2 separate regions of the Mus musculus genome follow, and region 2 is linked to region 1. A link is a loop called in an ENCODE intact Hi-C map of the cell type or tissue named here. Cell type or tissue: heart. All regions are shown on one strand.

Evidence for each region. A loop is a pair of places that touch in the nucleus more often than their neighbours do. Peaks named below come from ENCODE experiments on the same cell type or tissue, not always from the same donor. Only the 100,000 strongest peaks of a DNase experiment are listed, where the experiment ranks them.
Region 2: it touches region 1 in a loop (2.3-fold over the local background); 4 of 42 quality-filtered maps call a loop at or near these places.

What each region holds. Positions count from the first base shown.
Region 1 is chr8:47,408,922-47,416,921 of GRCm38, reverse strand. It overlaps a transcript of Stox2 not described here. Among named protein-coding and RNA genes, the nearest start is that of Gm22857, 27 kb to the left of the region's middle. In heart, CTCF peaks have their summits at 3,418 and 4,227; DNase peaks (open chromatin) are centred at 2,611, 3,171 and 4,281; H3K4me3 peaks cover 2,936 bases; H3K27ac peaks cover 1,668 bases; H3K27me3 peaks cover 5,851 bases.
Region 2 is chr8:47,491,213-47,499,212 of GRCm38, reverse strand. Trappc11 (trafficking protein particle complex 11) reads left to right here. Exons shown (of 30, transcript NM_177240.3): 26 at 448-559; 27 at 2,203-2,294; 28 at 4,077-4,210; 29 at 5,807-5,974. Among named protein-coding and RNA genes, the nearest start is that of Trappc11, 38 kb to the left of the region's middle. In heart, no CTCF peak of the experiment used is centred here; a DNase peak (open chromatin) is centred at 3,592.

The sequences.
Region 1 (8,000 bases):
TCCCTCTTCTTGTAATAGTTCTTTACTTCAGAGAGGTTGCCTGCTTCAGATCCCACATCCGTGCAATCAGACCCTGCATCCGTCTTAGGCCCCACTCCATACTGACTATTTGAATGAACAGAGGGACCCCTCCCCCACGCCTACTGTTGCTGTATGGACCAACGAGGGTGTCATCGCATGGAGCAGGGAGTGCAGTGTCTTGAGAGGTAGACTAGTCAAAGACAAATGCCATCTCAATAGCAATGAGCATAGTTGGTAGCCAGATGTTGGTTCCTGAGTAGCATTCTACATTAAAAAGAAGCAGCACTCCATGGAAAAGTGGCCTGGTCCTTTGGTTGGAGCAAAAAAGATCCTGCAATATCTTGACATGTCAGAAAGTAAGGAAGTACTCAGAGAATGATAGGCTCAATACAAGGGCCCTGGAGCCAGCCAGCTTTACAGCATCCTATGGGTCTTGCTTTGTGCAGAGCATGCGCTATACATTATGAGAGTCACGTCTTATAATCTACTGAGTAAGAATGCGCAGTCCCTGTGGCTACAAACTGAAGAGGAGAAAGGGAAGTAGAACATTGGGATGCTGGCACAGACCTACACTGCCAGACCTTAGCAATCATCGCCATTAACTAAGCCAGGATCAATAATAGGCCAAGTTCCGTGCTGAGGAACAGCACCGTGATACTTACACGCTCTCAGAGGGTCTTTCAAAGAGATTCTTCTTGAGAAGCTGGGCCCGGTGCTCAGTAGTTGCTGCTCCTGCAGAGGACCTGAGCTCAGCTCTCAGCGTTCACAGGCTCACAGCCATTTATAACTCTAGTTGTAGGGGGTCTGACACGTTTTACTGGTCTCTGTGTCACTAGGCATTCATCTGACGAGTGTACATACACGCAGGCCAGTATGCACACACATAAAATAGGTCAATCTTTCTGTTTGTTCTTTTTGGTTTTTCCAGATAGGGTTTCTCTGTGTAGGCTTGGCTGTCCTAGAACTTGATTTGTAGACCAGGCTTGCCTCAAACTTACAGAGATCCACTGGCCTGGATCTCCTGGAGAATGCTGGAATTAAAGGCATGCACCAGTGCTATCCAGAAAGCAGATCTCTCCCCCTCCCTCTCCCCCTCTCCCACTCTCCCCCTCCTTCTCCCCCTCCCTCCCCCTCCCCCTCTCTCTTTCTTCCTTTCTGCTTTTAAAAAGATACTTCACATGTTGCAGAGATGTGGGCTGCTCTTGCAAAGGCCCAGAGTTTGACTCCCAGAGTTCATGTTAGGCAACTCATAGCTGCCTGTTAACTCAAGCTCCAGGGAATCTGAAGCCATTTTTCTGGTGTCTGTGGGTACCCACATGTATGTGTACATACCCACATACCGACACTCATACTTACACGTGCTTAAAAATAATTCTGAAGAAGATACTTGCTAATTACAAAGAATAAAATAGCAACAGTGGAGAGATTTTTAAAAGTTAGAAAAAGAAATTGGGTGTTTGTAGAGATAATAGAATTTTAATGATTTCAGAATCTGGTTGAAGATATGTTGTTGGATTTTTGTTTTTGTTTTTTTTTTTTGTACAATTCTTGCAGCTTAGTTTTAAACCATGCAAAAAGAATAATAAAGGCAGAAATGTTAAGCAAAAATAGAGTTGCAAGTGTGCCTTCTGTCTTGTGTTTTCCAGCTGCCATTACCCAGACCCAGGCCCAGAGAGCAGAGTGAAGAGGAGAGCAAATTGAAGCTTAGAGATGAACATTACCATCCAGGCAAGAAAATAACAGGTCTCACTAGGCAGTGGGCGCCGGGAAACTCCAAACTCCGAGGGGAGAATGTGGAGTCCCAGCTGTGGTCCCTGGATGGATGGCTCTGTGATGGAGCACCTGGAGCCTGTGAACCCTGCTGAATGCAAACACAGTCAGACCTACCCCCTTGCTGGAGTCTTCTCAGGCAAGCAGTAAGGGAGGCGGGATGCGACTCCCATTATACACGTGGGAAACCAGGGTTCAGTGAGGTTTCCAAGGTCGTCCTTCAGTTAGACTAAAGCATCTGACTTTTGTGATTTTTAAATTCTCAGAAGCCCCCAGAGAACAGTTTAGCTGCCCCGGCCCCATCACCTGAGTGTTTTTTCTAAGTCAGTGTTTTTTTTTTTTAAAGAGGATGGCCCAGAACCCGCAACAGCAGTGCCTAGATATTTCTTAGAAATTACTAATAAAGAGACAACGTGATGGCTCAGTAGATAAAGCTTACTGCCAAGCCTGTCTATCACCTGAGTTTGGTTCTCCAGACCTGTGTGGAGAGCATAAACTGTCTTCTGATATCTCCTGACTTCCACTTTCCTGCACATTCACACAAAATAAGTACATGGGATTATTTTCTTTCTAATGACAAACGAGTTAGATGCCTCTCTCTATACTAACTCAATCATTTGAGATAGAACCTAGGAGTGGTGCCCAATTATCTATTAAAAAACACTTCTCTCTCTCTCTCTCTCTCTCTCTCTCTCTCTCTCTCTCTCTCTGTGTGTGTGTGTGTGTGTGTGTGTGTGCGCGCGCGCGCGCCTCTCAAAGTCAGTCCTCTTCTCTCACCACGTGGGTTCATGGGATCATACTCAAATACCCAGGCTTGGCAGCAAACGCCTTTATCTGCTGAGCCATCTCATGACCACAATCAAGTGTTCCTGGTGATCTTGAGGCAAACTCAACTACACCCTGAGCTTCTTATGTCTCTTTAGAGCTTCTATGCAAATCAGAACTTCGCACAGAAACAAGGTTAAAGTTTTTCAGAAGGCATAATAATCTCTGTCTCCACTGCACAGCTAACCTCGGGAATTGTTGGGTGTCTTCCAGGATAGGGTCGCGTACAGGCTGGAGACAGAAGAGGGTCCACTGGAGTTGGAGGAGGGACTGATGACAATTTTTCGTGCTTGACTAGGCTTTTTAAAAAGCTACTTCTTAGGGTACATTAACCAGCCAGCGAAACCACTTGTTTCTGAGGGGAGGTGGGAGGTGGGGGCGGGGGTGGAGCGTGGGGCGGAGCGACATTTCGCTGCTCCGGAATCGGTGCCTTCTCAGTGGCGCCGCGCGTCCCCCTCCCCCCTCCGGATCTGCCCGGAGCTGGGCGCTTAAACTCAACTCTCCCTGCCAACACCGCCACCTTCACGGTCTCCGGTACCGGCCTTCTTGGAATTCCTCAGGCCGGGTCCCGCCGAGGGAATTCCCCGGATCGCGGCGAACTGCCCGCCCCCTCGGCACCCTTTCCTCCGGCTCTCCGCCCCCGCTGGAGCTGCGGGCTGCCAAGGAAGGCTAGGGTGCCACGGCTGGAAAATGAGCTGTGCCCGGAGGGTGGCCGAGGGCTGCAGGTAACTGGCGCGGGACCTCGGGGGGCAGCAGGCTCTGCGTCGGTGTCCCTTCCCGGCACTACCGCGAGGCGACCTGCTGCGCCCTCCCGCGGGCTGCGCCTTGGGGCTCCCGGGCTCCCGCGGGGCAGGACGGGCGGGGAAGGGTGCGGACCCCCCGCCCCCAACGTCAGGCAAGACTCTGACTCTCCACAGCCACTGTCCGGTGCCGGTTCCTTCCAGCAGCCCGCAGAGGCGGCACCGGTGAGTGCAGTCTGCGCGACCGATGCCTGGTTAAGATGGAGAAGTTTCTGCAGATCGCGCCGCACTCTCTGGCCATCGTCCTGGGCCCGGCCGACAGCTCCGCAGAGGAGAAGCCCGGGACGGTTCAGCCCTCGCCCCCGGTTCCCACCCAACCCCGGCAGCTCGCCCGACACCACATCGGGTACGAGATCTTCGCAGATTTCAAAGCGGAGAACATGCAACACTTCTGGAACAAGAAGGTCACAGCCGCGGTGGCCGAGACTTTTTTCCTAGGCTGGATCGACGAGCAGGTCTTGCTGATCCAGGGCAAGGAGGAGCATCTAGAGGCGCTGCGGGAGGGCTGGACACGCAGGGCTCTGCGACCCCCCTCTGGCTTCCAGATCCGCTGCTTGGGTGAGTGCCGCCGCTCCGTCGGGCTGCGGGGTCCCTGCCCTATCCCCTATCCCCGGCTCCGGAGGGCGCTGAGCCTGCGCTTAGGCCGAGTTCCCGGGGCCCCAGGATTCTCGCGCGCATCTCGGTCTGGGAAGGGGTCCGCGGCGCTTCGGGAGCGCGGAATCGGGGGACTTTAGGGCACTTGGAACGTGGACTGCTCCTTGCACCACGCGCGTCAGGGGCGGCCAGGGGAGCCTCCTGGCGGCGTCGGTGGCGCGCCTTACGGGGCGGCGCCTGGGGCTGGCCAGGTAGGCGGCGCGGAGTTCTAGGGTGCACACGGGTCGGGGCTACGGATGTCAGCTTTTCCACGCCTCGCGGGCGTGGGGAGTGCGGGCCAAGCCGAGGGAGGGCGCGGAGAGTCGGGATTCCAGTGGTACCAGGTGTGCGTGGCCGGCCCTTCACAAGCGCCTCGGTCCCAAGGACATCCTTTTCCAGGGTGGCGACCTCGTGGGGCACGTCGTTTGGCTCAGGTGTGTTGGCGCCGTTCTCACTCTCCCGCATTTCCGTACAAGACAAAAGGTATAGTTCTTTGCTTGTGGAGAACTTCCAAACAGTACTGTGTGATTGAAGGTGGAGAAAAAAAGACAACTGAGAGGAGCTAGGGAAAACGTTTGATCTTTTAGTTTGTTGGTGGCGAAGGAGAAAAGAAAATACTGAGCAGAATAGCTGAAGAGGGGTTTTCGTGGCTGTAACTCAGGGTTGTATTGACTTGTATTTTTATTGCAATCCTACTTAATATGTTTTTCTTAATCCCGGGCAACCTGGCGCTTAGAAAACTTTAGTTTTGGACGACGGGCCCGGTGGCTAAGAGCAAATATAGCACATAGCGATGTTTTATGAAACGATCCGATAAAGAAAGCATTCTTTCTAGTTCCAGGGCTTAAACATTCTTTTATGACATTTTGGGAAGAGGTCAAAAGTTCAAACTGTAGAAGCCCGTAAAGCGACCTTCTGTGGTCCCCGCGGCCCCCCTGAAGGATTAGCTTTTACCTACTAATGTGTTTTCTATGCGGATGGTAAACAGATAGCATTTTTATTTTGCTGTATTTTGTCTTTTTTTTTTCTTTTTCGTAGCAGAGATTTGTTTTTGTGAAAGTTCCTTTGAATGGACCAGACAAACATCTAGTGAAAGCTTGTTTCTTATTGTCTCAAAGACCGATCTTGATTCTACCCCTCCCCCCACCCCCCCACCCCGACGCCCCGCATCTCCCTAGTTCAGCCCCTGTAATTAAGCTGCCTGCATTACTAAAGGGGCCGAGATGAACGCCTCTGAGGGTTGGTCTGCCTTTACTTCTTTTACAGTGCAGGACTTGAACATTTGGAGGCGAATCGTCATCCTTAAGTTTGTGCACACATCGTCAAGACCTTTTCTACAGTATTTTGTTAGTTTCCTTTGAAACTCGATCTCAGGCTGCTTTTGTGTTTGGATTTGGAGTTTTCATCTATGTACTTTATAGTCTAATGTACCCCTTGTAAAACTGAAAAGTTTGACAATGGCCTCCTTACTCGTTTCATCTGGAGGCCGTTGCACGCCCACCAAATTTGGGGATAGGATCTAAGGAACAGCAACATAGTTTCATTTGAAAACATTTCGGTATGTTCATTTTTTTAAAAAATGTTATTTTATGAGTCTTTATAAATAGATTGCAATGAGTGATCTGTCATATTCACCAGAGAGAAGCATTTTGACAAATGTGAAAGGTTCCAAACCCATTGCTGAAGTTGCTTGATTATTGCCGTTATTATGAATATTGCCTGTTGCAGGCTGACCTTCTCCTGATAGGAGTCTGCTTTGGCTACTGCAGGATTAGGCTCAGCCCTTAACTTAGGGTCTTGGGTTGGAGGAAGATGCTTCATCTTAAAACCCTGAGGCATCAGATAAAAGAGCTGGGGCTGGGGAGTTGGGGGTGGTACCTGCTGATATGCAGGTGGCAACTGCCTTTTGAACCCCCTTGGGGGGTCAAGATGTCTGCTGGTGCTTGCTTCACTTTCTCCCCACTAATGGTGGTTCTAATGATGGGTTGTTAGAGAGATTAGGATGTGTTATAAAATTCTCCAACGGGAATGTCAATGCCTGTGGCAGGCCCCCTCTTTTCTCGGAGGTACTGGGGACTGGCTCACTGCCTTTCATTCTGAAACACAATGTTACTACTGGTGACAAATCAAAAGAAAGAAAGAATCACACCATAAGCGGTGAAATCTGATTTTGAAAAATGAGATTGACGTTTTAGCATGCCCTCGGACTCAATCTATGTACAAGAGCAGGAAGCAAACACCGGCTTTGATACTTTTTAGTAATCTGGGTTTTTTTTTTTTTTTTTGGTTTATATTTTAATGTTACTACATATCTTTTAGTAAGTCTTCCAACTGATCTTCTATTTTGCACTTAAGCATGTGGTCAGATACCTTCATTCTCTTTTGTGATCTCAGTTAATGACTTCATGTGGGTCAGCCACAGAACCAGAGACACCAGTGAGCACTGCAGAGAGCATGATATTCCTACTTGCTGAACATGAACATGAACCAGGCGGGGCTCCGAAATAACCGACAGCCAATTGTTAGCTCACGGTTTATTATTCTTGCAGTAATAATGACATTCACACAAGGGATCATTTTCTAGATGGTTCCTTAGATCCCACCAGGGACAGTGAACTTGTAGTGAACTTGTTCTCTCAGATTCTCCCAGTGAAGAAGAGAAAAGAAGGCTTTGTTGCCAGTCTCAGATGCACATCTCCTGGGCCAGTGCCCCTACGCCATCCTGGACGAGAGGCTGCATAGACAGTACCTAGAAACTTTTGTCTTGTTCTGCCCTTCATATTTTACTTCATAGCTTACTGGGAAGTGGGAAACATCTACATTGGAAAATGCAAGCGTTTCAGTGTCTGTAATCCCCAAAGTATACGGTTCTAACCAGCTGTAAAATTTTCCGGTGAGGGTTGGACGCCCAAGTGGTGATTACAGGATCAACCAAAAAGGAGGGAATTAAATAACTCAAAGGACACGAAGTTTCAATTTGGCATATTCAAATCCACCACTTAGAAATATTCTTTGAAATACCCTATGGTATGCAAATTGAATCCAAGGGTCATTTTTTAATCTCTAGGGTACCCCCAAAGGAGACTTAAACGTGTATGCAAGAAACTAGTTATTATTTTTAACTGACTCTGAATTTCGAACATGCATAACACGTTTTAAAATTGTCCTGTAAAACACTTTACCTTAAGTCCCGTACATGTTCGTTGGGGTTTTCCAATGCCGATCTCTTGTCACTTCCTGAAGATACAAGGGCTGATAAGGCATGCGGTTTGGGGGTTGGGGTTCCGACTGGAGGCGCTGGGCAGTCAGTTTGGGGGCTGGGGTGCAGACTGGAGGCTCTGGGCAGTCAGTTTGGGGGCTGGGGTGCAGACTGGAGGCGCTGAGCCATCAGTTTGGGGGCTGGGGTTCCGACGGGAGGCGCTGGGCAGTCAGTTTGGGGGCTGGGGTGCCGACTGGAGGCGCTGAGCAGTCTGGGTGCTTCCTGAGCTTTTTGTTGTGTGTTTTGGATGAGCGAAAAGTTACATTCACTTTGTAAGCAGGCAGGATAGGTTTCCCGGGGTGAGAAGAGCCAGGCTTTGTGTGGGTGGGGGTGTGTGCTGGCCTAGGAAGGCTTCAGAGCAGCAGGCTGGAGCCAGGGTTTGCAGGACCGTCAGGTGCAGGGGCTGCAAACTTCAAACCCTGTTTGGAAGTGGATGGGCACGCAGTGGAAGTTGTTGTAAGGAGCAAGGGCCCTGTGTGAAGGGTTGGAAGGAACTGGGAACAACTGGGAGTGGGGCTTTTATGCCGGGAGAAGGAGTGTTTCAATACAGTTTTTTAGAGTCAGAGAAGGTGTCAGATGGGCTGGAGGGCACAACAGGTACAATTTATTATTATCTGCAGTCATGGGGACCAACCGGTCCCGTATCAGAGGATTTCTTTTATGATACACTGTAACTTATGCTGTCCACAGTC
Region 2 (8,000 bases), 82 kb before region 1:
CTTCCCTTCCTCTCTTCTTTCCTTCTTTCTTTTTTCTTTCTTGCTATAAAATAATTTGGACAAAGGAAACTGATGCTATCATTGTTTCTTCAAGCTGTCCGTATTCATTGCTTTTCAGTGGGACTTTGTTGTAGATCTATAAAGGTCCCACTGGTGTCGGCGGTGGTGGCGGTGGTGGCGGGTGCATATGTATATATGTGAGCACACACATCCATGTGAAGAGGGTGTCAACTGTCCTGCTACGACTCCAATCACTGGTTTTTACTGTTATGAATATTGACAGATTAGCTCAATAATAGACTTACGTGTCATAGAAAAAGTAATATAGCATTTCTGAGCCTTGGCTTGTAAGAACAGTTCATTTGTAATATATTGCTTTATTGTCTACTGAGGTAAAACTCTCATGGGTTAAATTACGATGTAGGCTATAAGGCTTCTTCCTTGCAGTTGTCTTACAGACAGGAGAGAGCGCTAGCGAGTGCTTCTGTCTTCGCTGCCCGTCTGCTGGGAACATTGAAGGTGGAGTGGCAACGGGACATTACATTATCTCCTGGAAGAGGTAAAAATCTTTGCTCTCCCTCAGTGTCTTCTCATAATATCTTGACTGTTTGTCATTGCCATTTATCCTGATGGAGTGACAGTCATAAGTGTGATGACTATGTTAAATCTCAATGATGAGGAAGATGAAACAAACTTGGTTTGACACAATTTCTGACTGAAATGCCAGTGAGACTTCAGTCATACTGAAGCTGAATACAGGGTTGTGAGAGCGTCAGGTGGGAGTCCTGTAGTCAGAGGGATTGTCTACAGAAGAACCCGAGAGCGATTGCCAGGAAGGTGGCTCGGCAGCCAAAGGGTGCCTGCTGCCAAGCCTGACAGCCTGGGCTCTATCTCCGGAGTGCACATGATGGAAAGACAAGTGTCCCCCACAAGTGTCCGCTGACCTCCACACTCAGGCTGTGACCACACATGACTTTTTTTTTTTTAAGATTTATTTATTTATTTTATGTATGTGAGTACACTATAGCTGTACAGATGGTTGTAAGCCTTCATGTGGTTGTTGGGAATTGAATTTTTAGGACCTCTGCTCTCTCCAGTCAGCTCCACTCCACTCAGCTTCGCTCACTCTAGTCAACTCCACTTGCTCAGTCCCTGCTTGCTCCAGCCCACAGATTTAATTATTATTATAAATAAGTACACTGTAGCTGACTTGAGACACACCAGAAGAGGGTGTGAGATCTCATTCCGGGTGGCTGTGAGCCACCATGTGGTTGCTGGGATTTGAACTCAGGACCTTCGGAAGAACAGTCAGTACTCTTACCTGCTGAGCCATCTTGCCAGCCCCCCACACATGACTTTATATATGTATGCCTATGTACGCACTTAAACATAGACAAAGTAGATTTTTTAAAAAGACAACCAAGGGATTAAGGACTAAGGGGGTTACTGGATATAATGTGACTGTACAACACTCGGTTATGTTTCTGTTGGTAGAAATAAGCCTCTTGGTGTCTTAGAAAGGTGTCATCTGGAGCTGGGATGATAGCAGTTAAGAGCCCCTGTTGCTCTTGCAAGAAGACCTGGGTTTAGTTCCCAGAATATACTGGCTTATAATCATTCATAACTAGGAGATCCAATACCCTCTTCTGAACTTCATGAGCACCAAGCACACATGTGGTGCGCATATATCCATTCAGACAAAAACTTACACACAAAAGATAAGGCTAAAAATATTAAAATTAAAATTTCCAATTCATTGAAAGAAATCATAGAGAATGAAAAGACAAAATGCAAAATTATAATTTTTTGTTTCTACTGTGCACTTGTGTTGAGTTCTGACTATGCCCTTTGAAAGCCCACCTCAGCAGCATCCCAAGAGAGAAGAGGAGTTTGTGTCTAGTGTAAATCTGCAGTATTTTTGCCTTGAAAAATCCTGCTTTCCAGACACAGGATCCAGTGATGTGCTTCAAGTGTTAACGGTCGTAGCTCCTGCCTTAGCTCCCAGTGGTAACACCCAGTAGCCCTGGGTTGTAACATCTGCTCATTGACCATTCAAAACAACAGTGGGATTCAAAATGCTGTTGGTGGAGTTTTGCGAAATGGATAATTTGTTTTCTTTTGAAGGAGTTGATAATACAGGTTCCTGTGTTTGGTTAAGTAACTTTCTAAGTGTGAGTTTCAGAGCTGCACTTTCTGCCGTAGGGCCTCGGTTGTGGAAAGCATCCCCGCCGTCAGCACCGTCATCACACTGCCTCACGTGATTGCTGAAAACATCCCTCTCCACGTGAACGCAGGTGGGATTTTCATGGTGCTCATACTGGGCTTCGAGGAACTTAGTTTGGTAGCAGTGTATTATGCAAAATGGCTAACATCTCTAAACTTTTTTTTTTTTTTTTTTTTTTTTTTGGTTTTTCGAGACAGGATTTCTCTGTGTAGTCCTGGCTGTCCTGGAACTCACTCTGTAGACCAGGCTGGCCTCGAACTCAGAGATCCACCTGCCTCTGCCTCCCAAGTGCTGGGATTAAAGGCGTGCGTCACCACACCCAGCAATCTCTAAACTTTTTATGGTCCTACCCCAGCTATTATCAGCCATATCCCACATGCCATTTCATCTAAATGGACTTAAAATTATCAGTGGATTCTTTGTGTAGGAGGGTGGCTGAGGCATGATCTCATTATTTAGTCCTGGATAGCCTTGAACTTTGTAAGTAGACCAGACTGGCCTCACACTCACACAGAACCTCCTGCCTCTGCCTCATGAATGCTGGAATAAAAGGTATGTGCCGCTCTGTCCAGCCTAGCAATAGATTCTTAAACATCACCAGATTCTAATGTTGAAACTTTGGTTGTCTGGGTGTTTCTCAGCTCCTCTTCAGGTCTTTCCACGGCAGGGTGTGGCTAATTCTTTAGCCGTCTAAGTCTCTAGGTGGGCTGCTGTCTGCTCCCTCATTGTTAGCCCCTAGCTCTGTTTTCAGTGTTCCTGTTTGCACACCTACCTCCTCTGCTGCTTCCACCTGCCCTTCCCTCTTCCTCATGCTTTGTTGAGGAAGCCAACTCATTTGCTTGGATTTTGCTGATTTTATGATCTCATTTTTAATTGTTTTCACATCCCTGTAAATTGACAGTCATCAGACTTAGCAGATTCAGTTTACAGTTTTGTTAGGAATGCTTCATGTTCCCTTTAGTGGGCATATAATCTGCCTCTCTCCTGTTTTAACACAGGATCACATACAGTCCAGCTAATCTCAAATTAGGAAGCACATAGTAGCTATTGTAATTTCAACCTACCACCTTCTGTCTCTCTGTCTCTGTCTCTCTCCCTCTATCTCTCTCTCTCTCTCTCTCTGGTCTTTTTAAGGTAAGGCGACATATAGTTCAGGCTAGCCTCAGACTCACTGCATAGCCAAGGCTAGCCTGAAACTCCTGCTGTTCATTCTACCTCTCCTTCCAGGTGCATGGCTTCCAGCTGTGCCCCACCACATGCCTGGCACACTTCTCCTCTCTCCGTTGAGTAATTCTATTGAGAGAAACGTTCCATTATCAGCCCCTAGCATGTCTATGATGACTTTAAAAATAGCATCCAGTGCCTGCCTCCTACCATGCAGCCACCTGAGTGCTTGCCTAAGCGGAGCTGCATGTGACAGCACAGCACACATCACGTTGCGTGGCCTCTGCAAGAGTGGTCACAAGCTTATAAAACATTTCACTTTTATATGTTGGTAAAAATAAAGCTGCAGAACTCCGGTGAAAAGGGCAAATCTGAAGGAGTGAATGAGGGAAATTTTACCTAGGCTCAGTAAAATGTTTGCTTATTCTAGTTTAGGAACTGTGATTGATATTTTGGGAGATGGTTTGCAGATTTGTAAAGTTATTTGTAAGTTTGTGGCAGCCAGACTCCCTCTCTGTCCGTCACAGGAAGTAATTCCTCCTCAGCCTGTCCTGTCAGCATCCTTTCCCAAAGAAAGGATCCCACACACAAAGCCGTAACTTGTGTACCACCGTGTCTGTGTCTGTCTAACACACGCCTGTGTGATGAGCTGCCTTTCACCTCACGAGAACCTGTGCTTCCTCCACAGACCTGCCCTCGTTTGGACGTGTCAGAGAGTCGTTGCCCGTCAGGTACCACCTGCAGAATAAGACCGACTTGGTTCAAGATGTGGAGATTTCTGTGGAGCCCAGTGACGCCTTCATGTTCTCAGGCCTCAAACAGGTACAGGTCATCTTTGCTGCTGCTGCTGCTGTGTGTGTGTGTGACCACAGGAGTGGGACCAACAGAGAACTGGGGTCGTGTTTTCATAGTGGTAAATGTTTAAGCCTTTGTAAAGATTAACTTCCTGCAGAGGTGTGTTGCCGTTTCACATCTTTGAGATCAGACAGATGGGTTCTTACCCCTAATAAAGCATGGCTCACTGGCGACAGGACTACATTATAATAACACATTAGCATCCCTGAGCACCGTAACCTCTTCTCTGTTTGCCCGGTCGTGGCCTGTGGCCTGGACCACAGCCATACTGAGGTTAAAGCTGCTTGGCTTCTCTGAAGACTTATACAGGGTTTCATCTTGCATAAAATGTACTTTTCTCTGCTATGTTTAGGAACTATTTATTTATTACCTATTCAACCTTTCTTCCTTATTCAGTCACGTCAGATGGAAAAGTTTATCAATTTTTAAAATGAAAAACTCTGTCAAAAACATGTTCCTGAGGAGAGTCAGACGCTCAGACGCTGCACGTTTGTCAAGGAATGACTTTTACTATTTTGCTTTTTGGTTTTTTCAAGACAGGGTTTCCCTGTGCAGCCCTGGCTGTCCTGGAACTCAGAGATCCACCTGCCTCTGCCCCCAAGTGCTGGGATTAAAGGCCTGCACCACCACTGCCCAGCAACAATGCCTTTTATTAAAAAGGGACAGTTTTAATTACAGGACCAAATGTGTCTTAACACAAGTGTCTACCTCAAACAAACCAACCAGTTTGCTGTACATATTCAGAATTCTGAATTTGTTGTTAGATACACAGCAGAATTATACATGAATTATGTAGTATTGCTGTGTATTGTTATAAATGTATACATGTCCTAGCTTTAGTCCGTCACAAGCCTGTGCTATGCTGTCCCTGGCACAGAGTGTGCACACACATACGTGTTTCTCATTTGTAAACTAGTAAGCTGTTTCCGGGTTATTGTCTTGCCAGAACTTTACAGTGTATATTTTTCTAAAGTTTGATCTTTTTTTTGTCATGAAGTTATTACGAGTTAGGAATGTCATGTCCATGTGCATCAGGGTAGCTGTGGAGGTCAGAGGACATTGTGTGGGGGACAGTTCTCTCCTTACATCATGCGGGACCTGGAGACTGAACCCATGTTCTCAGGCTGGCCAGCATGCAGAGCCCTGCTCTACAAGTTGTTTACCTTAATATATAGTATGAAATTCCTATAAGAAATAACCAAAATCAGATAGTTTTTATTTTGATGAAAAGTGCCTATAAAGAGATACAGGAGTTTTTTTTTGGTAAATTATTATATAATATCTTTTGAAGATTGTAATATGCCTGGTGTAGGACAAAATGGTAACTCAACTAGAGTCCTTAAGAAGGCACGTGCTGCCTGCCCTTCTGATTTTGACAGAAACTGAGTGCTGGCGCCTGTGTCATAAAGTGCATTTCCATATGTTTGGAAGGCTGGCTAGAAGAGAGCATGCAACTTCACCAGCAGGGTTTGTCCTTCATAAATAACTGAGGGCACCGATGTAAGGGATGTGCGTTCATACAGGAAACTCTGAGACTGTTTTCCTCTGGCTCTTCATCACTAGATCCGATTGCGTATTCTCCCTGGCACCAAACAGGAAATGCTGTATAATTTCTATCCTCTGATGGCTGGGTACCAGCAGCTGCCGTCGCTCAACATCAACTTGCTTAGGTTTCCCAACTTCACCAACCAGCTGCTCAGACGTTTCATCCCGACCAGCATTTTTGTGAAGGTGAGACTTCCGGTTTTCCGGCCTTTAAACTCATTATCTTAAAAGCAGACAGAAGCCTCGCCGAGGGAAAGTGAAAGCTAGCAGTGATGGCATTTGCTTTTAGTATATGCATTTGGTAATTGTTTATTTCTGTGGTACCATTTTATAGAATCTAAATTCAAAGACTGTCATTTCCATAGATCAGCAGTTCACAACCTGTGCGTTGCTTTTTTCTGATGGTCTTAGGAACTTTCAACCATACATTCATTTTTGTTGCTACTTCATATCTGCAATTTTGCTACTAAGCCATGTCTCAGTTCTTAAAGCCATCCGCTATACGTGTTTTTTGATGGTCTCGACCCACAGGCTGAGAACCTCTGCCTTAGATATTTAGTGATTTGTCTTTTTGGTGACTCTGAACTTGGTTTCCCTTAGACATAGTGAAATGTGTGTTCAGTTGTAGTTCATAACTGCTTTCTATCAGATAGGTTCACTTTCTAAATAGCCTTGAACTTTCCTAGCTCTTACCTCTTTAATAACAGGATTTAGATTCCTTCTGAAAAGGGCCAGAAATTATATTCTGAATTAATGTGTCAGTTTTAAACAGTCACTCGTTTCGGTGTCTGCCTTGATTGCCGTGTGTGTGTGTGTGTGTGTGTGTGTGTGTGTGTGTGTGTGTGTGTGTGTCAGGAGAGGTTCCAGGTAATAAGCGTAAGTTTTACTGTAATTAGCATGCCTTTTTCCAACCACCAGAGCACCTTGTTACCTTCGCTGCAGTCGAGGGTGGGCTCGACTGCAACATGTAAACAAATAACAGTTGGGATAACTAATCTGAGGTAAACTCACTCCTGCCCACTACACCTGGGAGGGGCCCAAAAGCACATCCCAAGAACAATTCATGTTTTTGAAGATACTGAGGTCACAAAACTATTGTCCAGTTATTTTTGAAGTTTCTAATTCTCAGAATTCCTCAGAATTCTCCTTACGAGACTCCATTCTTGGAGTGTGTTCAACACACACATATCCTACACGAGTTTATAAGGTGCACTGGTCCATATGTGGTGTGCAAATGCACACTGCACACTCACCCACATACACGTGCGTTGACGCCTTTGGAGACCTGTGCTACCTCAGGATAGCAGACAGTTTGGATCACAGCATTATTCAGTTTCATGTTCTGAGCACTTTCTCATGCTCTGCAGAAGTTGACTGTTGAGTATCTGTGATAAAATCACTTGCAAGCATTTCTTTTCAGCCAGGCATGGTTATACACAACTTTAGTTCCAGCACCTGGGAGGCAGAGGAGGCTGGGTTTAGTCTATATAGCGTTCGAGGGCATCCAGAGTTACAGAGAGAACCTGTCTTTAAAAACAAATCTTATACCCATTAGATGATTCTGTAACATGTTGCTAACCTATTGTGGATTTTACAGCTTAAATAGTTATATTCATCCTCAACACTATAAAACAAACAAACAACGCAGTTGTAATGCTGTGCAAGTCTGCATGCCTGTACATCCGTGCACGTGCACATCTGTGTAGGGTCAGAGGTCAACCTTATATTGTTTGTCAGGTGTTATCCATCTTGCTTTTTGAGGTAGGATCTCTCACTGGCCTGGAACAGTAAGCCAACGTTGACTGCCCAGTGAGCCCCAGGGATCTGCCTGTCCCCCGTTGTTGGGATCACAAGCACATGCCACCAGGCCCTGCTTTTCCCCTGACATCTGGGGGTCAAATCCTGATCCTCAGTTCTGTGATGTCTTCGTTTGTCCTTAGCATCGACTGTTGGGGTGTGGTGTTCTATGTTTTATTGTCAGCATAGGGAAGCGAAAGTATTTGCTTCTATCCTTGAGCTTAGGGATGGGTGGATGGACGGATGGACGGACGGGTGGATGGATGGGTGGATGGATGAATGAATGGGTGGGTGGATGGATGGATGAATTGGTGTGTGGATGGATGGATGGATGGGTGGGTGGGTGAGTGGGTAGGTGGGTATTTTGGGAGATCATTGTAAGTCACATTTTTCCCAAACTTGAGATCAGAGGATC